Regions from separate parts of the Homo sapiens genome. Here all the other regions are linked to region 3. A link is a loop called in an ENCODE intact Hi-C map of the cell type or tissue named here. Cell type or tissue: A673. All regions are shown on one strand. Region 1 overlaps ZDHHC20 (zDHHC palmitoyltransferase 20). Region 2 has its middle 7.7 kb from the start of LINC01046. Region 3 has its middle 18 kb from the start of ZDHHC20. Region 4 overlaps LOC107984553 (a long non-coding RNA gene). Region 5 overlaps IL17D (interleukin 17D).

Evidence for each region. Peaks named below come from ENCODE experiments on the same cell type or tissue, not always from the same donor. Only the 100,000 strongest peaks of a DNase experiment are listed, where the experiment ranks them.
Region 1: it touches region 3 in a loop (2.7-fold over the local background); 10 of 110 quality-filtered maps call a loop at or near these places.
Region 2: a loop joins it to region 3, with 5 times the contacts of the local background. A loop is called at or near these places in 2 of 110 quality-filtered maps.
Region 4: it touches region 3 in a loop (4-fold over the local background); 6 of 110 quality-filtered maps call a loop at or near these places.
Region 5: a loop joins it to region 3, with 6 times the contacts of the local background. A loop is called at or near these places in 9 of 110 quality-filtered maps.

The regions. Positions count from the first base shown.
Region 1 is chr13:21,397,086-21,402,085 of GRCh38, reverse strand. ZDHHC20 (zDHHC palmitoyltransferase 20) reads left to right here. Exons shown (of 13, transcript NM_001330059.2): 6 at 401-433; 7 at 1,593-1,713. Among named protein-coding and RNA genes, the nearest start is that of LINC00539, 55 kb to the right of the region's middle. In A673, no CTCF peak of the experiment used is centred here; a DNase peak (open chromatin) is centred at 2,125; H3K4me3 peaks cover 402 bases; H3K27ac peaks cover 1,531 bases.
Region 2 is chr13:21,239,764-21,244,763 of GRCh38, reverse strand. No RefSeq gene overlaps it. Among named protein-coding and RNA genes, the nearest start is that of LINC01046, 7.7 kb to the right of the region's middle. In A673, a CTCF peak has its summit at 2,361 (motif pointing left); DNase peaks (open chromatin) are centred at 2,363 and 4,083; H3K27ac peaks cover 2,528 bases.
Region 3 is chr13:21,474,584-21,479,583 of GRCh38, reverse strand. No RefSeq gene overlaps it. Among named protein-coding and RNA genes, the nearest start is that of ZDHHC20, 18 kb to the right of the region's middle. RefSeq lists a silencer at 2,227-2,276. In A673, CTCF peaks have their summits at 459 (motif pointing right) and 2,370 (motif pointing right); DNase peaks (open chromatin) are centred at 473 and 2,383; H3K4me3 peaks cover 367 bases; H3K27ac peaks cover 1,118 bases.
Region 4 is chr13:20,179,978-20,184,977 of GRCh38, reverse strand. It overlaps LOC107984553 (a long non-coding RNA gene), which reads left to right. Exons shown (of 3, transcript XR_001749956.2): 2 at 4,997-5,000. Among named protein-coding and RNA genes, the nearest start is that of GJB2, 10 kb to the left of the region's middle. In A673, a CTCF peak has its summit at 2,549 (motif pointing left); DNase peaks (open chromatin) are centred at 2,527 and 3,587.
Region 5 is chr13:20,710,872-20,715,871 of GRCh38, reverse strand. All of the region lies in intron 1 of IL17D (interleukin 17D), which reads right to left. Among named protein-coding and RNA genes, the nearest start is that of IL17D, 9.7 kb to the right of the region's middle. In A673, a CTCF peak has its summit at 3,103 (motif pointing left); a DNase peak (open chromatin) is centred at 3,061; H3K4me3 peaks cover 802 bases.

The DNA of each region.
Region 1 (5,000 bases), 77 kb after region 3:
TGAATTTTGTTTTTTTCAGGACAGGGTCTCACTATGTCAGCCAGGCTGGTCTCGAACTCATGACCTCAAATGATCCTATCGCCTCCACCTCCCAAAGTGCTGGAATTAATTACACGCATGAGCCACTGTGCCCAGCCCAGATCTAAATATTACAGTATTATTTGATGTGGTCTAAGGCAGCTGAATATGTTCAGCTGAATTCCCAGTATAAAAATCATGACTTTTTACCTATGAACATTCTTGTGGAAGCATCAGAAATTATCTCTAACCTAGTTTCTGGGTTGATTCTCTTAAGATGTAGTTGTAAAGGGAATTTTAAGTCAAATAAAAGAAAATTATGAGAAGTTAGAATTAGAAGAATTTTTCTGCATGGATTTTCTTATGCTTGTTTGTTTCCTAGATGTATTCTTAAGATGGATCATCACTGTCCTTGGTATGTATAAAAAAACAGAAGAAATTGCATTGGTGGTGAGAGAGAGAATTTAGAGTAACTTCAGTATTCCTAAATTTTGAAGGCCAGTTTACTCATAGATATTAAGATTGATCTCTTTACATATATGCATAGATTTGTATGTAAACAGTTATATTAAATGGTTTCTATTAAAATATCTGCTGAAATTAACCCAAATAACAATGTATTAAGAATTAACATTAAAATTCCACATTCCTTATGGAATTTATTAAATACAAACATTCACAATTAAGACACCACTCAACTTCCCAGATGACCCATTTCTAGGTAATAATGATTAAGTTTTCTAGTTTTCTGATTTGTCTTTCTTTGTGTTTGTTTTGTTTTATTTTATTTTTGAAACAGGGTCTCTGGTTGCCCAGGCTGTAGTACAGTGGCATGATCTTGTCTCACTGCAGCCTTGACCTTCTGGGCTCAGGTGATTCTTCCACCTCAGTCTCTCAAGTAGCTGGGACTGCAGGCATGCACCACCACGCCTGGCTGATTTTTTGTATTTTTAATAGAGATGGGGTCTCTCCATGTTGCCCATGCTGGTCTTGCACTCCTGGGCTTAAGCAGTCCACCCGCCTTGGCCTCCCAAAGTACTAGGATTACAGGCATGAGCCACTGCACTCGGCCCAATTTATTTTTTTTAATTATTATGTTTTAATTGTTTTAAAAAACATCGAAGAGGTCAGGAGTTCAAGACCAGCCTGGGCAACATGGTGAAACCCCATCTCTACTAAAAATACAAAAATTAGCCGGCTGTTGTGTTGGGCGCCTGTAATCCCAGCTACTTGGGAGTCTGAGGCAGGAGAATCACGTGAACCTGGGAGGCAGAGGTTGCAGTGAGCCGAGATTGTGCCACTGCACTCCAGCCTGGGCAACAGAATGAGACTCCCATAAGATGTACCATGTTAACCATTTCTTAGGGTACAGTTCAGTAGTGTTAAGTATGTTCAAATTGTTGTGCAATTAATCTCCAGAACTTTTTCATCCTGCAAAACTGAAATTTTATTCGCATTAAAAAGCTCCCCTTCCCCACACCACACCAGCCCCTGGCAGCCTCCATCCTACTTTCTATTTCTGTGAATTTGTGATTTGTCTTACTTTTATAATGTGGCTTTCTTTATTTTTCCAGGGTGAATAACTGTGTGGGATTTTCTAATTACAAATTCTTCCTGCTGTTTTTATTGTATTCCCTATTATATTGCCTTTTCGTGGCTGCAACAGTTTTAGAGTACTTTATAAAATTTTGGACGGTAAGTCTTTTTTTCTATCTTGAAACATGTATTTAAGACTTTAAGATGCTATCTTCCTAATAAATTACTTTATTTTTTATGACAAGTAGATATACTTTAATTTTACAAGTTAGAGTTTTATAAATCCATCAGAGGACAGATAGGGCTACAATTTACTTTCATATACACATGTTTATTTGTAAATAAATGTGTATTAAACAGGATATAGTGAGCCTCTTTTAGTGATCCAAATTATTTTCACCCACATTCTAACAAAGACATATTCATTTTAGGGAGGTAAATTGCTTTTCTTTGAGTTGGTGAGACTTACTGCAATTTTATAGTAATAAAATCTATAAAGACAGGAAGCAGTTTAGTGGTTGCCTCAGCCCCAGGCAGCCACTAAACTGCTTCCTGTCTTTATAGATTTTACAGCATTTCTTAAAATGGCAAATGAATGAAAACAATCAAATGTCTTATCAACTGAGGTCCCCTGAAACTATGACACATCTATACAAAGGAATGCAATGCAGCTTAAGAAAGAATAAGGAAGCTCTTTATAACAAATGATGTGAAGTGATCTTTGAGATCTTTTATTAACGTGAAAAAAACAAGGTACGGAAGAATGCATATAGTATGCTGCCGTTTCTACAGCAAAATAACATGTATATATATTTGTATATGTTTTATCTGGAAGAATGCAGTAAAAAATTCTTAACTGGTTGCCTCTGGGGAGGGCACTTAGAAGGGAGACATGCTTTCTACAGTTATCCTTTGGATTTTGTATAACATGGACAAATAGTAATATATTCAAAACAGATAAATATAGCTTTAAAATTTTTTTTAGTATGGAAGTATATATTTTTTGAGGAAAAACTACCAAAAACATTGAAAGTAACTGCCTCTTGGAAGTGGGAGAACTGCTGTTTTTCATTAATAGCTTTTTAGCATTATTTTAATTTTCTCTGTGCATGTGCCATTTTTTAAAAATTTAGAAATTATTTTATATTTTATTTTATTTTTATTTTTATTTGATTTTATTTTTATTTGAGACGGAATCTTGCTTGGTCACCCAGGCTGGAGTGCAGTGGCGCGATCTCATCTTACTATAACCTCTGCCTTCTGGGTTCAAGCGATTCTCCTGCCTCAGCCTCCCTGAATAGCTGGGATTATGGGTGCTCCACCACAATGCCTGGGTAATTTTTGTATTTTTAGTAGAGACAGGGTTTCACCATGCTGGCGAGGCTGGTCTCGAGCTCCTGACTTCAAGTGATTTGCCCGCCTTGGCCTCCCAAAGTGCTGGGATTACAAGTGTGAGCCACTGCACCTGGCCAAGAAATAATTTCAAAATAAATGAACATTTTCTCCTTCATTTAAACTCTCTTTAAATTTCAAGATAATATTAATTCCTTTCTCTTTCCCCTTCAGCCCTTTAAATATAGGTTCAGTCCTGGGCTGTCTCACTGTTGGTTCTTTCTACTGTGTTTCTGGGTTGTTGCGTGTCCCCCTGTGGCATTCACAATTGCTGTTCCTAGCCCTAGCGCTCACATGGGCTGAGCCCATTCCCCTGTTTCCAGTTGCTATTTATTGAACCAGTAGACATGAGGAAGACACCATAAAAATCAGCACGTCTCAAACCAACCTCATTTTCATTTCACTGTTCTTTCTATGTTTATCTGATTGATTGGGAACAACATCTTTACAAATCTTATCAGTTTCCAAGCTAGAAAAATTAATAGCATCTTGGAACTATTGTTATTCCTGTATGAAACTGAGGTATAGAATCAGGGTGGTATACTAGGGGAAAAAAATGAGCTTTCTTTACATGTAAATGCCATGTATGTATTTATTTGCCAGAATCTAAGCTCCATGAGAGCATGAATATTTGTTTATTTTGTTTGTTTATGTTTCTTTCCTTTTTTTTTTTTTTGAGACGGAGTCTCGCTCTGTTGCCCAGGCTGGAGTGCAGTGGCGCGATCTTGGCTCACTGCCAGCTCCGCCTCCCGGGTTCATGCCATTCTGCTGCCTCAGCCTCCCGAGTAGCTGGGACTACAGGCACCCGGCACCTCGCCCGGCTAATTTTTTGTATTTTTAGTAGAGACGGGGTTTCACCGTGTTAGCCAGGATGGTCTCGATCTCCTGACCTCGTGATCTGCCCGCCTCGACCTCCCAAAGTGCTGGGATTACAGGTGTGAGCCACCGCGCCCAACCTGTTTGTTTATGTTTCTTAGTCGCCCAGTACTGAACACACAGTAGGTGTTCAGTAAATATTTGCTGAGTGAATAGCCAGAATCAAGATACTTAAACTTTAGACTCTTTGTTCTTTCATTTTTAAAACTGAGGTAATAACTTATAGGATTGATGTAATGATTAAAATAAATAGTGTAAATACATGGAAAGCAGTCAGTAGATGTTTTTTATTTTGTTTTTTCCAACTCTGTGCCTCAAATCATTCCTATTCCTAATATCACAGACATGGTTTAGACCCTCCATCTCCTAATTTCCTGTCTTTATTCTCTCCTTTCTTAAGTACAATCCCTGCCAATTTATGAGCAGAGGAAAATTTTTTTTGCATATGCTTATGAGGATATGCTTGCTAGCTACTGGCATGTCTTTTTTGTGAAATTTCTATTGTGTTCTTTGCCCATTTCTAGTAGGTTTTCATATTTACACATGAAAAGAGTTTGTCTTATATTAAAGATACTAATCTTTTTTGTTGTTGTTTTGTTTTTTGAGATAGGGTCCCACTCTGTCTCCCAGGCTGGAGTGCAGTGGTGCGATCACGGCTCACTGCAGTTTCAATCTCCCAGGCTCAAGCAATCCCCTGCCTCAAGCCCCCAAGTAGCTGGGACCATGGGCAGGCACCACCATGCCCGGCTAATTTTTGTATTGTTTGTAGAGACAGGGTTTCACCATGTTGCCCAGGCTGGTCTATAAGTCCTGATCTCAAACAGTCCTCCCACCTCGGCCTCCCAAAGTGCTGGGATTACAGGTGCGAGCCACCGAGCCCAGCCACTAATCGTTATTCTTGACCTTGAGTTAGATGAGGATTTCTTTTTTTTTTTTTGAGATGCAGTTTAGCTCTTGTCACCCAGGCTAGAGTGTGATGGCACAATCTCGGCTCACTGCAACCTCCACTTCCTGGGTTCAAGTGATTCTCTAGCAGAGACGGGGTTTTACCATGTTGGCCAGGCCAGTCTTGAACTCCTGACCTCAGGTGATCCGCCCGCCTCGGTCTCCCAAAATGCTGGCATTACAGGCATGAGCCACTGCGGCCAGCCCAAATGAGGATTTCTTACATTGAACAT
Region 2 (5,000 bases), 230 kb after region 3:
TTCCTTAACTTAGTGTAACCAATGTTTAAATTAAATATTTAAATGTATTTAACCCATACTTACTTCCCCATCACTTTGCGAATGTCTTGTGGAAAAAGAGTATCTTACTAATCTTGTGTGCCTTTCATGTTTCTTTGCACATAGTGTACTATAAATATTTGTTGAATGAATGAGTGAAGAGAAAAGGAAGACTGTCTAAGATGGGTCAATTGATGCCAAAGTATTTGCAGACAATACATTTTGTAGATGCTCATATTTTTATATCGCTGCTCTAGCCTTTTAAAATATGCCATATTTGGCCGGGCGTGGTGGCTCACGCCTGTAATCCCAGCACTTTGGGAGGCCAAGCTGGGAAGACTGCTTGAGCTCAGGAGTTTGAGACCAGCCTGGGCAACATGGAAAAACTCCATCTCTAAAAAAAAAAAAAAAATTAGCCAGGCATACTGGTGTATGCTTGTAGTCCCAGCTACTTGGAAGACTGAGGTCAGGGAATCACTTGAGCCCAGGAGGTTGAAGCTGCAGTGAGCCATGATCACACCACTGTACTCCAGCTTGTGTGACAGAGTGAGACGTTATCTCCAAAAAAAACAGAAAAAAAAAAAAAAAAAAAAAAAAAAAAAAACAAGAAAAAACAATCCTGCCAGATTTACTTTGATTGGTTCAAATCTTTAGAGACACAGCCTCTACTATCACTTGTAATATTTTAAATCCCTTGAAAACAGTGGTGTGATCTTACAGTGGAAAATTCACCAACCTGCCAACCCTGAAATAGACTGAGCCTCTACGCCAGACTCTTTCTTTGTTTATTGGATTTATCTAGTGCCTTTGATTTAGAGCTGAGAGCACATATGCTAGTCACCTGGAGAGATCCCGTATTTCAAAACAACCGATAGCCAATAAGAATGGGGAAGACAGCAGACACTGTCTCTGATGTTGACATATCCTGCTTTGTCTCCCCTCGCTTTCCCTTAGCAAAGAAATATTTCATATTCACAGCACAGTCAGTACTCCTTGCCTGCCACCAGGCCCGGAGCGAGAAAAGCCCAGAAAGGAGGACCTAGCAGGTACCCAGGCCTCTCGAAGTCACAGCTGGTGGCGTGAGGGACCAACCATCCATCACACCAGACCACACAGCGTCTGGTCTCAGCCTGCTCATGGCCCAGCCTCTTAAGGCGATCGGCTCTTCTCCTCTCTCTGCCTCATCTCACAAATCTTCCCTCTGGCCCTCACCCTCCTCCCATCTCTGCTTTCTGCCTTATCTCCTTGTCACAGTACTAGAAAGGGCGAGCCGACCAAAGCCGTCCTGAGAACTGCCGTGGTTCTGGTCCATTAGCAGCACACAGAACAAGTGAGGAGGGGTGGGCAGAACAGACAGGATCCTGCCAACTGTGAGTGAGTAACAAGCGTATCCATGCAAGGTTTTCCAGCTCACGTGAAGCCGTGTCTCTTGGAAGGTTACCCCTATGGCTCCTCCAGGAAGGAACTGCACCTCCCGCCTCTCAGCCTCTGCTGGCACCTTTCCAAACACAGAGGTGCTCTGCCGTACCCAGCAGACAGTTATCTTCACAGTGCAGGGACAAAGTGATACCTGTAAGAGAAGGTGAAGCAGAGAAAGCTAGAGAAAATGTTGCAGAGAAACCCTTCCAACTGAAATGATGAGCCAGTAGTCGTCTTTTTATGCCCATCCTCTTCCACCTCCCTCTCCACAAAAATAAATAAATTAAAGAAATTCAGCACCTGTGGAAAACTCTGCCAAGAGGAAATTACCTCCTGTGTGGTTTGTCAGATTCATGTTCTTCACACTTTCCATGGGAACAAAGGCTGTCTACATATTTCCTGTCAAGTGAAGACAATGGTGAGGCTCTGAAAACCATTTTGAATCCTTGGGTTATCTGGGGAGGAAGTTATTGAAAAAAAAATAGCCTGTAGGAAAATGTTTGATTCCATTTTATTCAGGCTCGGGATAAATTTCTTATGGCATTTCAGGGCAGTGGAGAAGTCACGGGGACAGGAGAACAGTGGGTGAGTCCTGTGTCAATCAGAGTGCAGGGCTGTGTTTTCTGGCTATTGCCATGTAACAAACTGTTTCAAAACTTTGTGACATAAAGCACTGATTTTATTATGCTCATGTGTCCTTGTCTCCATTCTGTGATGCTGGGGCCTTGTCACTGGCTGTCGGCTGGGACGTGCTGGGGTGATGGCTGGAGAACATTTGACCTCTCCAAGCGGCCTGGCCTTCCTCACTGCAGTGGCCTCTGAATTGTTAGCTTCCTTACATTACAGCAAGTGTGCGAGTCGGCAGGTGGAAGCTCTGCTGTCTTTGTCACCTAGCCTCAGAAGTCACATAGCATCACTTCCGCTGCCCTCTCCTGGTGGGAACAGTCATAAAAGCCCACCCATTTTCAAGGCAAGAGGACATAGCCTGCGCCTCTCAAAGGGAGGATTGTCAAAGCCGCACTGGAAGATCACGTAGGTTGGAAGATAGCATGGCTGCTGTATTTGAGAGATTGTGCTGTGCTCTATGTAGAGGTTTCTGTAGGAAATAAACGAGTTGAGTTCTCTGGTGAAAACACATCTGAAAACGTGTTAATAGGAATATAGCTAATCCTTAGCATTTCTTGTAGTAGCTAAGGTCAGTGTACCTGAGCAGTAGTCTTGATGCTAAGCTAACAACAGGTAGCCAAAAGGAGTGTTTTCTAGCTATTTGGAAATTGAAATTCAACCAAAAAAGCTACTGCCGCTCTGAATCAGTTACATCATGATACCTTAGATCTAAGCTACCTTTTTTCCTGAATAATAGAAGGTTACATTGATTAGAAATTATGGGAAAAGTAGATTCCTTCATATAAAAATTGATTAAAGTTTGATTCTATTCTCTGTTAAAGTAAGAAGCTTTTTAAATAATTGAGTTCTTTGAAAGAATTTTTATATTTTATATTTTTTTACCTATTTAGCCATGATAAATAGAATCAGATAAGAGACCAAGTGTGAATATTCCCCACAACCTTCAACCAGGTGTACGTATGTATTTCTCTCTATGTTCTACAGGACTCAGCAATGTGTAGTGCTTATGAGTTCTCATTTGACAGAGGAGGACTCCTGTGTGGAATGCCATGTAATGGCCAGGTGCGGTGGCTTATCCCTATAATCCCAGCCCTTTGGAGGCCTAGGCAGGAGGATCGCTTCAGGCCAGGAGTATGAGACAAGCCTGGCAACATAGTGAGACGCCCCCACACACACATACCACTACAAAAAAAAAAAAAATTAGCCAGACTTGGTGGCACATGTCTGTAGTCCTGGTCACTGGGGAGGCTGAGGTGTGAGGATCATCTGAGCCCTGGAAAAGTTCGAGTCCTCAGTGAGCTATGATCACACCATTGCACTACAGCCTGGGTGATAGAGCAAGACCCCATCTCTAAAAGAAAAAAACAGATATATATATAAGTGCCATGTAATCATTTACACTTTTATTTCTTGTCTCAATTCTGGTTTTTTTTCTTGAGCAATTTCTTCTTTTCATTCTCATGAAAGTTAAGGTGATGATATTTTATAGATATAGGAATATCTATAAAGATACAAGGGAAATGATTAACAATTATTATCTACTGAGGACTGGAATTGGGGGTATTGTCTACTTTGCAGTTCATATGCATACAATCACCCACAAACTGTGTATCCACGTAGCCTTCGCTGCCATTTGTCCTGAGCCTTTTCAAGAAGCTCAAATCCTAGAATGATTGAAACATCTTAGATCCCAAAGTGACTTAAGAACCATGCTAGGAATTAATCCTGCTTCCTAGAAAGTTACACAACAGCAGCATTTGTGGCAGTGCCACAGCAAGCCGGGGACTGGCCCACGGGCGGTACGCTGTCATTCCCAGTGCTCTCTCTGCCTTCCAGAGTAACAGGAATTTGCCTCACGTCTGTGACTCATTTGCTGGAGCTGTTAAGTGATGATGGTTTAAAATCTCAGGGAAGTAAAGCCACCACTTACTGAGCACTTCCTGTGTGCCGTGCACTCAGTTGTAAACACATGATTTTATTTCATCTTGACGATAATCCTTTAAAAGAGCTTTTATTATCCCAATTTTCCAGATGAGGAAATTGAAGTTCTGGGAGGATGGGTAACTTGTAGAAGGTCACACCGTATGTGAGTAATGGACCCAGCCTCTCCACCTACTCTCAGCCAATTATAGAGATTAAATTAGAAGCAGCTCTTCCTTTCTTGGAAAAGTAAACCTAATGGGAACCTCAGAAGCCATAAAGGAAAAGAGTGATTAATTTAGCCACATAAAAATCGAAGGCTTCTGCTCAAAAAACTGCACCAAAAACTTGGATCAGGGATGTATAACAAACTAGTGGGGTGGGGAAGGAGACTGCCAAGCTGTGATAAAAGGCCAATTTTTAAAACATAACAAAGAACTTTTTAACAGTCAGTAAGCACGAGACATACAGACTGCTGTGAACATGGGACGGGATGCTCAGCTTCACTCGTGATTAGAGAAATACAAATTATTTGCTGCAAATTACATTTTCAGCTGTAGGTTTGACAAGGATTTTAGAAGTGGATAATGTTAAGTGCCGTCAAGCGTGCAGGACAACAGGTACCCTCCATCTCCATTATCTGTGGACATGCAAATCGGTACAATTCTATATAAAAACTGAAAATACACATACTCTTTGACTCAGCATTTGTTTATTCCACAAATATTTTAGTATAGGTATTCAAAGATATGGGTACTGTTCTATTCATTGCCATGCCAGAAACTTCATCAATAGATGACTGATTAAATAAATTGTAGAATGTTTATACTACCAAACACTAGTAGCCATTATTATTTTTTTTTACTTGAATCTTGTTTTTTATTTTAGCACTTTATACAGCTTGTCTCATTAAGTGTCACCTAGCTAAGATTTTTTTTATAGGGCAAGGCACATATATTTTGTTTTGTTTCATTTTTGCTCTGGATCTCATGTGTAGCAAGTAGAGATATGAAATT
Region 3 (5,000 bases):
CCTAACTCAAGCCAGTTAGGGAGAGAAGTTTCCATGCTCAGAGGAGGCATCCCCTGTGATTTGTTTAACTTCACATTTTCTCACCTCTGCCTTGGAAGTGACAGGTGTTTAATTCTAAATTGTAACAGTTAATGGACTTTTAAAGACATTTTCCTGATATTTTTCTGAGGGAGTACAAGACAGACTTCAAAGTCAGAGTTCCATGCAGATAAGCACACAGATCCGTAGACAGAGGCGGTAGAGGAAAAGTGAGTCACTAAGTTTTCTTTAATGGAAACTGCATATCTTCAAAAGCTGGAGTGCAAACTGACACTAATACCACATCGATGCCATAGAATGAATGAGACAAAATGATGAAATGCAGGGAGAAAACTCGTATTGAGAAAAATTAAAAGAATCCTGCAAATCACTTGTGGCGTTACAGTTGATTTAAAGTGAAAGCATTCAATACAAATGTTCCACAAGGTGGCAGCCTTGCTTTTCCAAAAAATTTTTATCTGCCTTGCATACACCAAGCATTACTTTCCTTTCCTTTCCCTCCCTCCCTCCCTCTGTTCCTTCCTTCCTTTTTCTTTCTTTCTTTCTTTCCTTCTTTTTCTTTCTTTCTTTCCTTCTTTCTTTCTTACTCTCACTCTCTCTTCATTCCTTTCTTTGTCGTCCCTTCCTTTCTCTCTTTTTTTTTTTTTTTGAGACAAAGTCTCACTCTGTCACCCAGGCTGGAGTGCAGTGGCACCATCTAGGTTCGCTGCAACCTCTGCCTCCCAGTTAAAGCGATTCTCCTGACTTAGCCTCCTGAGTAGATGGGATTACAGGCACCTGCCACCACGCCCAGCTAATTTTTGTATTTTTATTAGAGATGGGGTTTCACCATGTTGGCCAGGCTGGTCTTGAACTCCTGACCTCAAGTGATCCTCCCACCTTGGCCTGCCAAAGTGCTAGGATTACAGGCGTGAGCCACCTCACCCGGCCTTTTTTTTTTTTTTTTTTTTTTTTTTGGCAGGGCCTTGCTCCACCCAGGCTGGAGTGAAGTTGAGGGTTCCTCAAACTCCTGGGCCCAAGCGATCCTTCCACCTCATCCTCCCAAGTAGCTGGGATTAGGGGCATGCACCACTACACCCAGCTAATTTTTAAAACTATTCTGTAGAGACGGGGTTCTTGCTATTTTGCCCAGGCTGGTCTCGAACTCCTGGCTTGAATCTATCCTCCCGCTTCGGCCTCCCAAAGTGCTAGGATTACAGGGTGAGACACTGCACCCGGCCCACACATGATCTTTTTTTTTTTTTTTTTTTGAGACAGAGTCTCTCGCTCTGTCACCCAGGCTGGAGTGCAATGGCGCGATCTCAGCTCACTGCAACCTCCACCTCCTGGGTTCAAGAGATTCTCCTGCCTCAGCCTCCCGAGTAGCTGGGATTACAGGCACTAGCCACCACACCCAGCTAATTTTTTGTATTTTTAGTAGAGATGGGGTTTCACCATGTTGGCCAGGATGGTCTTGATCTCCTGACCTCGTGATCCGCCTGCCTTGGCCTCCCAAAGTGCTGGGATTACAGGCGTGAGCCACCATGCCCAGCCCACACATGATCTTTAACAGAAAAACTAACCATATAATAAAGAAGATATACAGAAAATTACAGAATATCTCAGAGATGACTTGCTTAATGAAGGAGAAACATTGTGGGAGGCTTTGAACTGACATGCCTCAGCTAAATATTGACCAACTCAGAGAAATTAGTGCTTTACCACATTTACCATTAGCACTTGCTGTTTGTGTTTGCTTACATTCGGCAAGGAAGGAAATTAATGTTTGGAATCTCTATGCAACATCTTGTTACTAGCCAGGTTATCTCTTCAGTATCATCAATGTCAAATCTTTATTGAAGCCTGCTCTATTCAAAGCATTCTGCTAGGTGCTAGTCTTCTTTCTAGGAGAGTTCTCTTGCCAAGAGGATGAAATGGGAGAAAACAGTGTGCTTATAGTACTTACCACACCTAGACTTATATAATATTTAAACATTCAATAGTGGGTGAAAATATATTAATAACTCCTTTATGCTTTGCAGAATGTCATGCGAGCTCTTCCCCAAAATTTTATGATCCAAAAAGAATTAAAGGAATGTTCACAGTAGCATCATTTCAAATAAAAATTCAGAAACAACATAAATATCTAGCACCATGAAAATGGATAAATTGTGCTCTAATTGTACAATGAAATTCTAGGCAGCTGTTAAAATGGCGAATGAGTAAATTAAGTTACTAAGCTATTGTCTCTCCGTTCCATCCCCTCGCTTGCACACATACTTGGCTTTGTCATGATGGGGCCGGTCCCAGACCCTGCAAAACCCGTTTCCCTTTGCTTGCTGGCGACGTGCTAGGCTCTGCCGATAGGGGGCAGTAGAGGGAGCCTGCAAGCCGGGAGGAGGGAAAGGGGCTCGTTCCTCTCTGTGTCCGGTCAGTGTTATTTGTGTCTGTACTCAGCCTTCATCCTGGCAGCGGTTAGTACCAGTCTCCTGGTTTTTTTTGTGTGTGTGTGTGGTTTTTTTTATGTTTTGTTTTGTTTTTGTTTTGCACTCCCGGAACCAGCCACATTGTGTCCTCTCCCCGCTCCCGCCACCCGCCCAGGCACTGGCACCAGGCGCCTCTTGGGAACGGCAGGCCTTTCTTTCCAGTTTCTGGATTTTAATCCCCCAGCCTCTTCTCTTAGTACCCTGGACCAGGGAGTGGTAGCTGCTTCCAGCATTTACTTTCTTCTTTGCTTCTTCACTCTTCTAGCACCTGTTTAACCAGCTCCTTCTATTAATTTTTTTTCTGTTAAGCTCCCCTTCCCCAGTCCTAAAAAAAAATAATAATAATAATCTATTGAAATACTTAATGTGGACCCTGACTCATACAATGACCATGTGTCAGGAACTGCAGATTTATAACACAGGTAGATAAGGAGGTAGAGGCATAGCAGACATGCATATATACATATTAGAATATTTCCATATACATATGTGTTATATATAAAATGCAGATATATACACATGTAAGTACATATGTATTTCTTACATGAGCTATATTTAGACCTATGTGTACATATATATAAAATTTCCTGCCAGGTGTGGTGGCTCACGCCTGTAACCCCAGCACTTTGGGAGGCCGAGGCAGATGGATCACCTGAGGTCAGGAGTTCGAGACCAGCCTGACTGATATGTTGAAACCCCGTCTCTACTAAAAAAAAACACACAAAAATTAGATGGGCGGCATGGTGGCGGGCACCTGCAGTCCCAGCTACTTGGGAGGTGAGACAGGAGAATTGATTGCATCCAGGAGGCAGAGGTGAGCCAAGTTTGTGCCACTGCACTCCAGCCTGGGCGATGGAGCGAGACTCTGTAGCAAAACAAACAAACAAACAAACAAACAAAACAAAGAATTTCCCCTAATCCTTACAATAAATGCTATGAGAAAGATACTATTATTCCTATTTTACAGGAGGAGAAACTGAATCTCAGGGAGATTAGTTAATTTCTACAATGCATAGCTAATAAGTGGTAATGCTGGGATTTGAATCCAAATATCCCCAACTCCACAATCTGTATCTTTCCCATATGCTTTAAAGTTGTTTAGACCTCAATTCAATCTATCCTTAACTGTGTTCTGCAATATAACTCAGTCCTTAGGCTAATCCACAACTGTCTTCTTACCTAATAGTGTAAGTAAATATAGCACTATTCTAATAAGTACTAGAGAATATAATCACCATAATACAAGACTGTTTCTGTGACTGAAGTTATGGGGAGGTTGAGAAAACTGTAGGAAAAGCATGGACATTTCTAACTCCAAGTTACTTGTCATTCATTCATTCAGTTAATATAATATAGTGCCTATTATGTGCCTGAAGATGTGCTGGACTCACGGTGATAAACAAAATAGAAATAGTCCTTCCTTTAAAAACTTTCCAATCTAAGGAAAGTGACAGTCTTTAATTAAATAATCATGCATAGGAGAAATACCTAACTATATCACACAGAGACTTAGCATAGACTGGGTACTTGACTACAAAGGCTGTTCTAAATGCAGCCCCCTGCCCCACACACGCACACTCAAGAGCTTGGCATCTGCCCCTCTCAATGTCTAGGACGGCATGCCTAGTCTGATTTTGTTTACCAGGAACTCATCAGTTCTCAGTCCAAAGTAATCTAAGAGAGATATCACAGTAATAGAGAAACAGAGATAGTGCAGCTACATAATGTTTTCTAAAAACCTGCTTTTCTGGTCATTTCACAACTTGCCTCCCATGTGACTTGTGACACTAATCAATGTTTTCAGTGGCAGCCTCTTAGCCCAGACTTTTCCTGTAGCCTAAATACAATCAACAACATATACCTGGACTGATCAGAGAATAATAGCCAGGAAGCTTTGTGAGGGACAAACTTCAAGAAATGCAGAAACAGCCGGGCGCGGTGGCTCACGCCTGTAATTCCAGCACTTTGGGAGGCCAAGGCGGGTGGATCACGAGGTCAGAAGATCGAGACCATCCTGGCTAACACGGTGAAACCCCATCTCTACTGAATATACAAAAAATTAGCCGGGCGTAGTGGCGGGCGTCTGTATTCCCAGCCACTCCGGAGGCTGAGGCAGGACAATGGCGTGAACCCAGGGAGCGGAGCTTGCAGTGAGCCAAGATCAGCCACTGCACTCCAGCCTGGGCGACAGAGCGAGACTCCGTCTCAAAAAAAAAAAGAGAAATGCAGAAACAGAAAATCTAACCAAACCAGAAGCTCATATAGTAATCAGGGCTGAGAATCTATTTATCACCCCACCATGACAGCTAAATCTCTAAACTCCCTTTTAGGTGCATTTTGTAGTCAGGAAACAGATCATTAGACCACCCTGCAGCAAAGAAAAAGAAAAAGACCTTGTGGAGTCAAGGTCCACTGATGGGTACTAAAAATTAGCGGGGGGAACTTCACAGAGAAGCAGGATTTCTGCATAGCCTCAAAATGCCTCTTCCCTAAGGA
Region 4 (5,000 bases), 1.3 Mb after region 3:
CATGGCTAATGATTCGTTTTCCCAGGCAATATTTACTGACTGCCACCAACTGTTAGGGGCTGGGGGCATAGCTGTGAACAGAACAAAACATCAGGCTTCACATTGAAGGAGGCCGACTCTCAACAGATCCCTGTAGGTGGTACCTGCTGCAGGTAATTTAAATGGAGGAAAATAAGACGTCATGAGGGAAACGGGAAATTGCAATGTAACTAACATAGGGTGGTCAGGAGATCCGGAGGATACAGGGCAGCAAACCACACGAGTCTCTTAGGGAAGCATCCCAGTGAGACGGAAAGGCCAGGATGCCAAAGAGTCAGGGCGAGAAAGGGGGAGATGGGGCCAAGGAGGGCGTGGCTGGGACAGATGGCGCAGGCCACGCAGGCCGCTGTAAGGATTCATGGTTTTAAGACGGAATTCTAGCATCTGCTCTCCAGCATTTGTTCTGCCCTCTGATGGACCCAAAGTCAGTCTATTTTCCACTTGAGAAAGCTTCGAATAGCTGAGAACAACAGGTCCAAGTTCAGACTTTATCCTCCTGCTCCACAGCCCCACATTCCTTCACACATTCAGCATTAAGCAACTACTGCATACCACCTTACTAGATACAGGCTGCCTTCAACTTCCCTAAGAAAACGCATGCTCTGACAGTCAAGCAGCAGTAACTGTGCTGGGAGACTCCTCCTCAAGGCAGGAACAATATTCCAGTCCACAGTGTCCTCCTAGAAGGCAGATGGCCCCCTGTCCTCAGTGCAGCCCCCGACATGGCTGAGCCATGGAACCACTGTTCTGGACATCACGTTATTGCTCAAGTGACTTAGCTTTTTAACAGCCCTGTCACTTTTGCTCATTTCAAAATGAAAAGGCAACCAATGTGATTTTTGTAATTATAGAATATATAAATACATTTTCACTTAAATAATACAGGAGTATACGAAGTCAAAAGTGAAAGTCTCATTTCACTCCCCTGCTTGGAAGTTTCAGTGTTAACATCTGGATTATATCCTTCCAGACTTTTCCCCTGTGCAATTGAATATACTCATACTTATATACATAGACACACAACACATACGTGACCATGTTGGTTTGCATTTCTTACATCATTTTTTCTATGATTGTTTCCCATTTAGTAATATGTCTTAGAAATCCTTCTAGGTCTGGCCAGGTGTGGTGGCTCACGCCTGTAATCCCAGCATTTTGGGAGGCCGAGGTGGATGGATCACTTGAGGTTAGGGGTTTGAGACCAGCCTGGCCAACATGGTGAAACCCCTTCTCTACTAAAAAAATACAAAAGTTAGCCAGGCATGGTGGTGCATGCCTGTGGTCCCAGCTACTTGGGAGACTGAGGCAGGAGAATCTCTTGAATCCAGGACGTGGAGGTTGCAGTCAGCCAAGACTGCACCATTGCACTCCAGCCTGAGCAACAGCGGGAGACTCCATCTCAAAAAAACACAACAAACAAAAAAACCCACAAACAAAAACAAAAAGGAAATCCTTTCATGTCACCATGTATAGAAATTTGTTCTTTTAACAATGTACAATGTCCCATCGAATGTTACTGAACCATCTCCTTGTTAAGTGATAGTAGCATTGTCTCCCATTTTTCACAAAGTCTACCCTTCCCCCCATTTTTCTTTCTTTTTTTTTGAGATGGAGTCTTGCTCTGTGGCCCAGGTGCCGCCCCCCCACCCCCATTTTTCTAACCTAAATTCAGGGCTTTGCATTGTCCCTGTTACATTTCATCTTGCTGGTTTGGGCTCATCCTTCTGGTCCATCCAGATCTTTTTGAACCCTGTCTTCAGTTTATTAGCAATTCATTCCAACTTTATGTCATCTGTCAGTTTCATGAGCGTGCTTTCTCTATGGTCACTTAAGCCAATAAAAATGTTGAATAAGGAATGCCACCAACAATTTCCTGCTAGCTTAACATCAGTTCACTTACCAACATGATTCAAGTTTGGAGTTTTATGGATAAAGTACTTAGCCACATCTCATTCACAAGTTTCCATTTCATAGTAGGGATATTATGGAAGGCTGTCAAGTGTTTCTGCAAAAATACCTAAGGGTATCCATTATTTGATTAGCCATTTCAAAAACACATTTACGGAGATCTTCATCTGGGCAGAGCATTATTCCAGGCCTCTGAAGAACCAAAGATGATTTTGAAAGGAGGTCACAGTGCAGACAGCAGGTGTGTATATAAGGTGGCTACTTTACAAAACAGGATATGGCAAGCTGGACATGACAGGCACAGCAAAGTCTCTGAACAGAGTTCGGGGCATGAAATTGTTTCTTTTGGGGGTCTTCAGGAACAATTTCATGAAAGCTAAATCATGAAAGATAGCAGGCTTTTGCCAGGAAAAAAAAAAACAAGACTAGTGATTAGTTTGGCGTTTTCGGTTTCTTTGAGAAGCGAAATAACTTATCAAGGACTCTTTTTGCCACTTGATGTTATAATTGGTTGATAGGTCTCTCAGAAGCCCTTTGTGCAAACTAGAACCTGCAGGGATGTGCAAAGCCTCTCTCTGCTGCCATCTGCTGTCTTACAAGAGGTAACTGCAAGAGGTTGAATCCTCCAATGCCCTGGGGATTCCCATTGCAGGGCAGGGGCAGCAGCCTGTGTTAATAACCACCCGAACAGCCACATGTACCCCTCCACAAAAGTGTCACTGTCTCCATTGCTCTGGAGTTTGTATTCCCAATTTGTAATCTTTGTTAGGGCACTCATAAAAAATTAAAAACAAAAATTCACACAAACATACACTACTTTCATTCATAAACAACACAATAACCAAACTGAGAACAATATCAGCAAACATCTATAATCTCGTGGTTGTAGTTAGTAGCTTTTTACAGGTCCTTATTTAGGTTTTTCTCAGGTTTCTCTAACTATTCTGATCCTTGGATTTTGAAATTTTACTATCTAGGACTATAAATGCTATGACGTCGGATTATTTCTTGACACTCATCCACGAGGGGAAAATCTCTTATTTAGAAAAATGTTTAAATCAACATCTAATGTAAACATGGAAGCTCTCTAAAGATTCAGCATCATTTTATTTTACTTCTTTTATATTCTTACGAAGGGAAATCACCTAACATATTTCACTCAAAATTTTCAGGATTTTTACTAATTGTGACATCTACTTTTCAAAAATAAGAAGTAGGTTTGGGAAATTTTGAGTCACAATAAATCAGGAAAGTATGATTTTTTTTTCACATTTGCCCTGCCTTTTCCAAAGGAGAGAGATCTCAATGTGAACAGATATTTGTACATCCATGTTCATTGCAGCTCTGTTCACAACAGCCAAGAGGTGGAAGGAGCCCAAGTGCCCATCAGCGAATGGACAGAGAAGCAAAATGTAGTCTATGCATGCAATGGAATGTTATTCAGCCTTAAAAAGGAAGGAATTTCTGACACATGCTACAACATGGATGAACCTTGAGGACATCATGCTAAGTTAAATAAGCCAGACACAAAGGACAAATATGTATAATTCCACTTAGATACTCACAGCAGTCCAATTCATAGAGGAAGAGAATGGAGTGGTTGCCAGGGGCTGGGAGGAGAGGGGATTGGGAGTTGTCTAATGAGTACAGCGTTTCTATTTGGGAAGTTGGAAATGTTCCCGGAGACGCTTGGTGGTAATGGTTGCACAGCAGTGTGAATGTACTTAATGCCACTGAACTGTGCACCTAAAAATAGTTAAGATGGTAAATTTTATGTTATGTGTGTGTGCACATGTGCATTTACTACAATTTTTAATGAAAAAAGTGAAAAAAGATCTTTTAACACAAGAGACAATGGATGGGCTGCATTGAAAGACATTGATTGCGATCAAGCATGTTAAGATGCGTTCTGAACTCAGACACACATCAAACCCTGTTAATGTCTCTATCCTATTTTATTAGCACTATAATGCACTGAAATAAACTCCTAAGCCCATGCACATTAACCATAAACATTAAACTAAGAGGACAGGTCTGAGCACACAGCTGGGCCTTGCCCTTCCTTGTGAAAAACAATCACATTCAAGTCTGGTCAAGTTATTTAGGGGAGAAGGACCAGAAAATTATTCTGCCTCAAATTCAAATGGCATGCTAGAACTGCCCTTTCCTAATCTTAAAAAAAAATTTATAGTACTCTCTATAGCCCATACTAGGTAGAATATTATGCATTAAAGTTATTCTCCAGAAAAATTAGCTGGGTGTGGTGGAACACACCTGTAGTCCTAGCTACTCAGGAGGCTGAGATGGGAGCATCACCTGAGCGGGGGGAGGTCAAGGCTGCAGTGACTGGTGATCGCACCACTGGACTCCAGTGTGGGAGACAGAGTGAGACTCTGTCTCAAGAAAAAAAAAATGTATTCTCAGGAATGGTAATAAAAGGAAGAGGCACCCATGTCAAGCTTTGAAAATCTCATATTTCTCTAAATCTAAATCTCTGTGTCGTTAAGCCCCTTGGCAACTTATTTCCCAAAGCTGGTATGAATTATAATTCATTTAGTAATCTAGTCTAGGAGTTTTCATCCGTATTCCAAACAGAAGTAGAAGTTTTAATAATACTCATCATCTATGTCCAGAAGCACATAAGAACTTGGAAGAATTTGTTCTCCCCAGCCAGCAAACTTCTAGTTGTAGAAATGGTAGGAAAAATTCAAAGTCACAAAGAGAGAATATTTTCATAGGATTTTCATCCTCCAGAGCCTTTGACAACCTTTGGGTTCCCAAAAACATACTCCAATGCTCTAGGAAGCAGCAAGCAAAATCAGTCCTTATGGGAAACACCTTGTTGCTGTTACTGTTTTAGTGATTTCTTCTTGGCTTACTCTGCTCATTCTGAATGGGAAAATAGCTATGTTTATGGGCCTGGGGGAGTGAAGATGTGGTCACAAAGGAGAAGGAAAGGCTAGAAATTACAAATGTCCAGCACTTTGACTCTATGTGTTAGTTATGTGTGGTCAGAATTTTGTAAAATGACTTAATTTTGTTCATCCAGAGAA
Region 5 (5,000 bases), 760 kb after region 3:
TTCCTTAGGCTGAGATGGGAGGATCCCTTGAGCCTGGGAGGTCGAGGCTGCAGTGAGCCATGATCACGCCACTGCACTCCAGTCTGGGTGACAGAGTGTAACTCTGTCTCAAAAAAATAAAAACAAAAAAAGATGTATAGATATATCTATATTTCAAAATAAAACTTTTAAGTTAAAAAAAATTTTTAATGCAAATTCTCAGACTTAACACTACATCCAAGGAGTCGGAAGCTCTCCACACTAACAAGCTGTCCAAGTGATCTGTTTCACTCATTTAAGCTGGGGAGTCACTGATTCAAATGAATCAGCAGAAACCCATTTCTGGCTGCACAGTCAACAACGTAAGCGCTATCCCTAAAGGCTAGCTAGCCATTGGCTAAGCTCGGATCTATCTATCGATTTGCAGCTGATGGCAAACAACTGGATGATTGCATTTCCCAAGTGGGTGTGAATTTCATGACCATACCGGCCCAGGACTTCTACATTTCCTCTAATGAGTACATAAGGTCATTATTAACCCAGTAAGCAATCAGTGTTGCCAATGGGATGGCTTCCCTGGAGGCACACAAATGAGCTTATAAAAAATAGTAATCAGTGTCCCCCCCACCCCCAGAGATTCTGATTCAATTGCTCTAGAGTGGAGCGGGGGGCTGGTCTTTTTTAAAACCTCCCCAGATAATTCTAATAGACAGCCCTGGTATAGACCAGTTGGTCTCTATGTTTAAGAGAAGTAATGAGTCACGAAGACAGGTTTGTGTTAGCCTTCCGATCTCTCACTTTCCCTTTGGAGCAAGCCCAGCAGCTGGGAGGGGGAATGGTTTTGAGACCACAGGGGAAGGAAGGGGCAGGACCACCACATTGGAAGCACTATGTGCAGCCAGGACGGCTGTGGGGCCAGGGCCGGGTATAGTAGGGCTCTGGTGGCTGGCCAGGGAGTAACTGGAGACCACAAACAGCTTCCCTGTTGCCAAGCCATGGCCAGCAGACCCATCAGCTCCACCCTCCTTCCATGAGCTAAGGCCCCAGGGAGCCAAAGATCTTCAATATGTGCTGCCAAGAAGCTCTGAAAAATGCTTTTCTGGCCCCCACAAGAAAACATCAGTCGTGCATTTCTCATGAAACAGGACATGGAAAAATCAGCCTGGGATAGCAATGAGGTCTGCCCAGGGCACGGATCCCCACTGGCTTCCCCAGGCCAAGGAGAACTAGCGGTCAGTCCTGCCCTGTCTGGGTACTGAGGTTGACTTTGGTGCAATCCTGAACTTAACATCAAGGTCAGGGCTCCAGAATGAACCCGGCTCCTCTGCCAACTGAGCTGGCTCAGGGCTATTAGGAAAAAGAAGGCTTAGCCTGCCCACCCTCTCCTCTCACTCGTGAGGAAACTGAGGCACCAACAGAGTAGCGGACTTGTCCAAAGTCTTCCAGCTCTCCTGGGTTAGCCCAGCCGCCCGCACTGCCCCCCACAGCCAAGCTGCCTAAGCCTCACGGTAATAACAGATGCGGTGTGCGGTTTGTGGCTATTTAGCAGCCAGCCAGGCACTTGGTAAACAGTGAGGCTACAACAAGGAAATCCATTTATTCTGGGGAAATTCGTTCATCTGGGAGGTAGGGGAAGAGGAGAGAAAGACTAATGTTTTGGAAAAGAATTTGGAAGATAATTCAGAAAAAAAAGTTTTACAGAGGGAAAGGGAGAAAAAGAAATGAGAATGAGAACCCACATTTCTTGAAGGGTTTTATTTTGTCATGGCAAATGCCACACATTCATTGCAGCTGGGAAACATCTCTTCAAAGGAAAAACACGACTCATGCCCACGGGGTGGCTTAACTCTCCGCCCGGGGGAAGCTGCAGAATCTGGGTTCAGAGCCATCTTTGAAGTGTCTGTCCTTGGGGCAGGCGCCTGTGCGCACCAAGGGGGGAGTCCACCCGACCGCCAGTGAGTCAGTTGTCGCCACAACACTGGTTATGAGGAATAATCACTATCACAACATGAGCCTGGACTCTTTAATTCCGGAAGAGTTTCCGGTAGATTCTTTTCTCTTTGGCCTCTTATTTAGTGAGCAGTGTGCTCATTGCCAGTTTTTCATGTGTCACTTCTGGAAGACAGACACCATGAGGAATTTCACTTCATGGCATGTGGGGAACTTCCTGAATTTGCCCAAATCATTCTGTTGGCATTAGGGCACATGCATTTTATTCAGGTGAGGAGCATTGCAAGAGGCGCTGATGGAATGAAATATTATCATCATCCCTGGTTACTCTAAGAATGCTAAAGTAAAACCCAGGCAGTAAGGGGAAAATAACTATCAAAGCAAAACGAACATACCTATTTTCAGAACGAGAGACTTTAATCCCATAACAATGCTCCTGACAATGCTTTTATTTTTACCCTGTGAAACAGTGATAGGTGCAGTAGAGCCTGCTGTATTTTAAGAAGCTGGGGCAAGGGGGGAGTAGCGGGGTCTGTGCTGTACCTTGGCCAGTTCAAGGTCATTTAAGCATACAAACATTTTAGGGGGAAAATACCAACATTTCTTAAATAAGCTGCTTTAAACAATGAGTTTCTCTTTTTCTCCAAGAATGAATGAGGATGAACAATGTCCCGCCGGCCGTCTCACAGGCTGTGACTGAGACCTTCCCAGCCAGGCAGCAGAGCCCTCTGTCCTTCACTCTTCCTTTCTCTAACGCCCTCGTTTTCTCAACAAAGCGTTGTCATTAGAGGATGGCGGCGAAAGGACACTGCACCTGTGCTCATGTACTATGTGCAGAGACTCCGTGAAGGCGTGGCTTAGTTTGCTTTAAGACATTAGAAAATAACCCACAGTTTGGAAGCAGGGACCCAAGGAAAAACGTTATAAAAAAGAAAGAGGGAGGGAGGGAGGAAGGAAGGAAGGAAAGAAGGGAGGGAGGGAGAGAGGAAGGAAAGAAGGGAGGGAGGAAGGAAGGAAAGAAAAGAAAGGAAAAAAGAAAAAAGAGAAAGAAAGAGAAGAAAGAAAAGCACCTCCCATCCCCAAATTCCACAGACCACGCGGTGGGCCGGCCCGGGCAGCCAGTGCGCTGGGCGAGGACGCTGGCGCCGTGCTGCCCCCTGTCGGCCAGAGACGCCGCTGCAGACACCTTCGCCAGCCGGTGCTCAAGACAGTGGGGACGCGCGTACCACAGGGGTCTCAGCCTGCAGGGTGGGGTTTTTTTTTTTTTTTAGCGTCGGCACACACATTTGAAAGTGCATAAAAGAGAGACATGCATTTGTTAAAGGGGTAGAGGATAAATGGGAGTTTGTTTTTGAGACGTAGTTTTGCTCTGTCACCCAGGCTGGAGTGCAACGGCGCGATCTCGGCTCACCGCAACCTCCGCCTTCCGGGTTCAAGCGATTCTCTTGGCCTTAGCCTCCTGAGTAGCTGGGATTACAGGTGTGCGCCACCACACCCGGCTAATTTTGTATTTTTAGTAGAGATGGGGGTTTCACCATGTTGGTCAGGCTGGTCTTGAACTCCTGACCTCATATGATCCACCCGCCTTGGCCTCCCAAAGTGCTGGGATTACAGGCATGAGCCACTGCACCCGGCCTGGTGTCTTAACAAGAAGGATAGCTGTAGTGAGGATAACTTTCTCTAACATTATACTCCTAATCTTTCTCTAATGTTATAACCCCTTAGATAAATTTTTTAAAAAAGATTTGATGGAGAGAAAGTGATGCGAACAGTACCTTGTGACTGCAGGAGGAGTGTCAGGGTCTGTGGTTCCTGGCTGTATTCCAGGGGGCCTGCCCACCAGCCCCTAGACAATATTTGATGAATGAATGTGACCCTGGGTTTCAATATCGGTCAAGTGGAATAATTAATGGACAGCCCACATGGGAAACAGGTCGCAGTGAATGGGCCATTGCTGAACTGCCCACAGGTAACTGGAAGCTGAACTTGGGCACATTTAGTAAGTAGGGGATATCCTTAGGTACACTGAGAGCCGCCAGTCTTCACAGCTGTATAGCATTTTATCTGACTAGCTGCCTATAGGCGGTCATTCAGGTGACTTCCAGTCTGTATCCCACATCTGTATCCCAAGGTGGCGCTTTTCAAATGAAATCCCTGAAGGGAATTTATTTTCTTGTGATTTCCCCTCTTCCCCAATGTCATCTGCTGAAATTCTGGTACTTGGGTTCTCCACAGGAAAATACCGGCTTCCTTCAGCCGGGGTACCTGAACCGTACCTGCACTGGGCTGCTGGGGAGGGTCTCATGGCCTCTTCGAATGCCGTTGGTGACCTAGGGTGTCTATTTGAAAGTTACTTGACCTCCTGTCCCCTGTTCTCCCTACTCTCCTTTACTCTCTGCTATGGTCTGTGTCCCTCCAACAGCTCATGTGTTAAAAACTCAGTTGCCATGGTAACAGTGTGGGAGGCGGGGCCTTGAAGAGGTGACTGGGTCAGGAGGGCTCTGCCATCCTTGGAGGGGTTCCTGGTAAAAGGATGAGTTCCGCCCTTCCCTCTCTGTCACTTGCTTCCACCTTCCAGCGTGGGACGACTCTCACCAGATGCCAGCACCAGACCCTTGGGCTTTCCAGCCTCCAGAGCCATGAGCCAAATCAACTTGTACTTTTTTTTTTCTTTTTTTGAGACAGAGTTTCACTCTTGTTGCTCAGACTGGAGTGCAATGGCATGATCTCAGCTCACTGCAACCTCCACCTCCCCAGTTCAAGTGATTCTCCTGCCTCAGCCTCCCGAGTAGCTGGGATTACAGGTGTGTGCCACCACGCTCAGCTAATTTTGTATTTGTAGTAGAGCTGGGGTTTCTCCGTGTTGGTCAGGCTGGTCTTGAATTCCTGACCTCAAATGATCCACCCACCTCAGCCTCCCAAAGTGCTGGGATTACAGGCGTGAGCCACCACGCCTGGCCAACTTGTACTCTTTATAAATTACCCGCTCTGTGGTATCTGTGATGGCAGCAGAAAATAGCCTAGGACACTCCTTGTCCTTTTCTTTGTTTACCTCCCGACTACAGCTATCC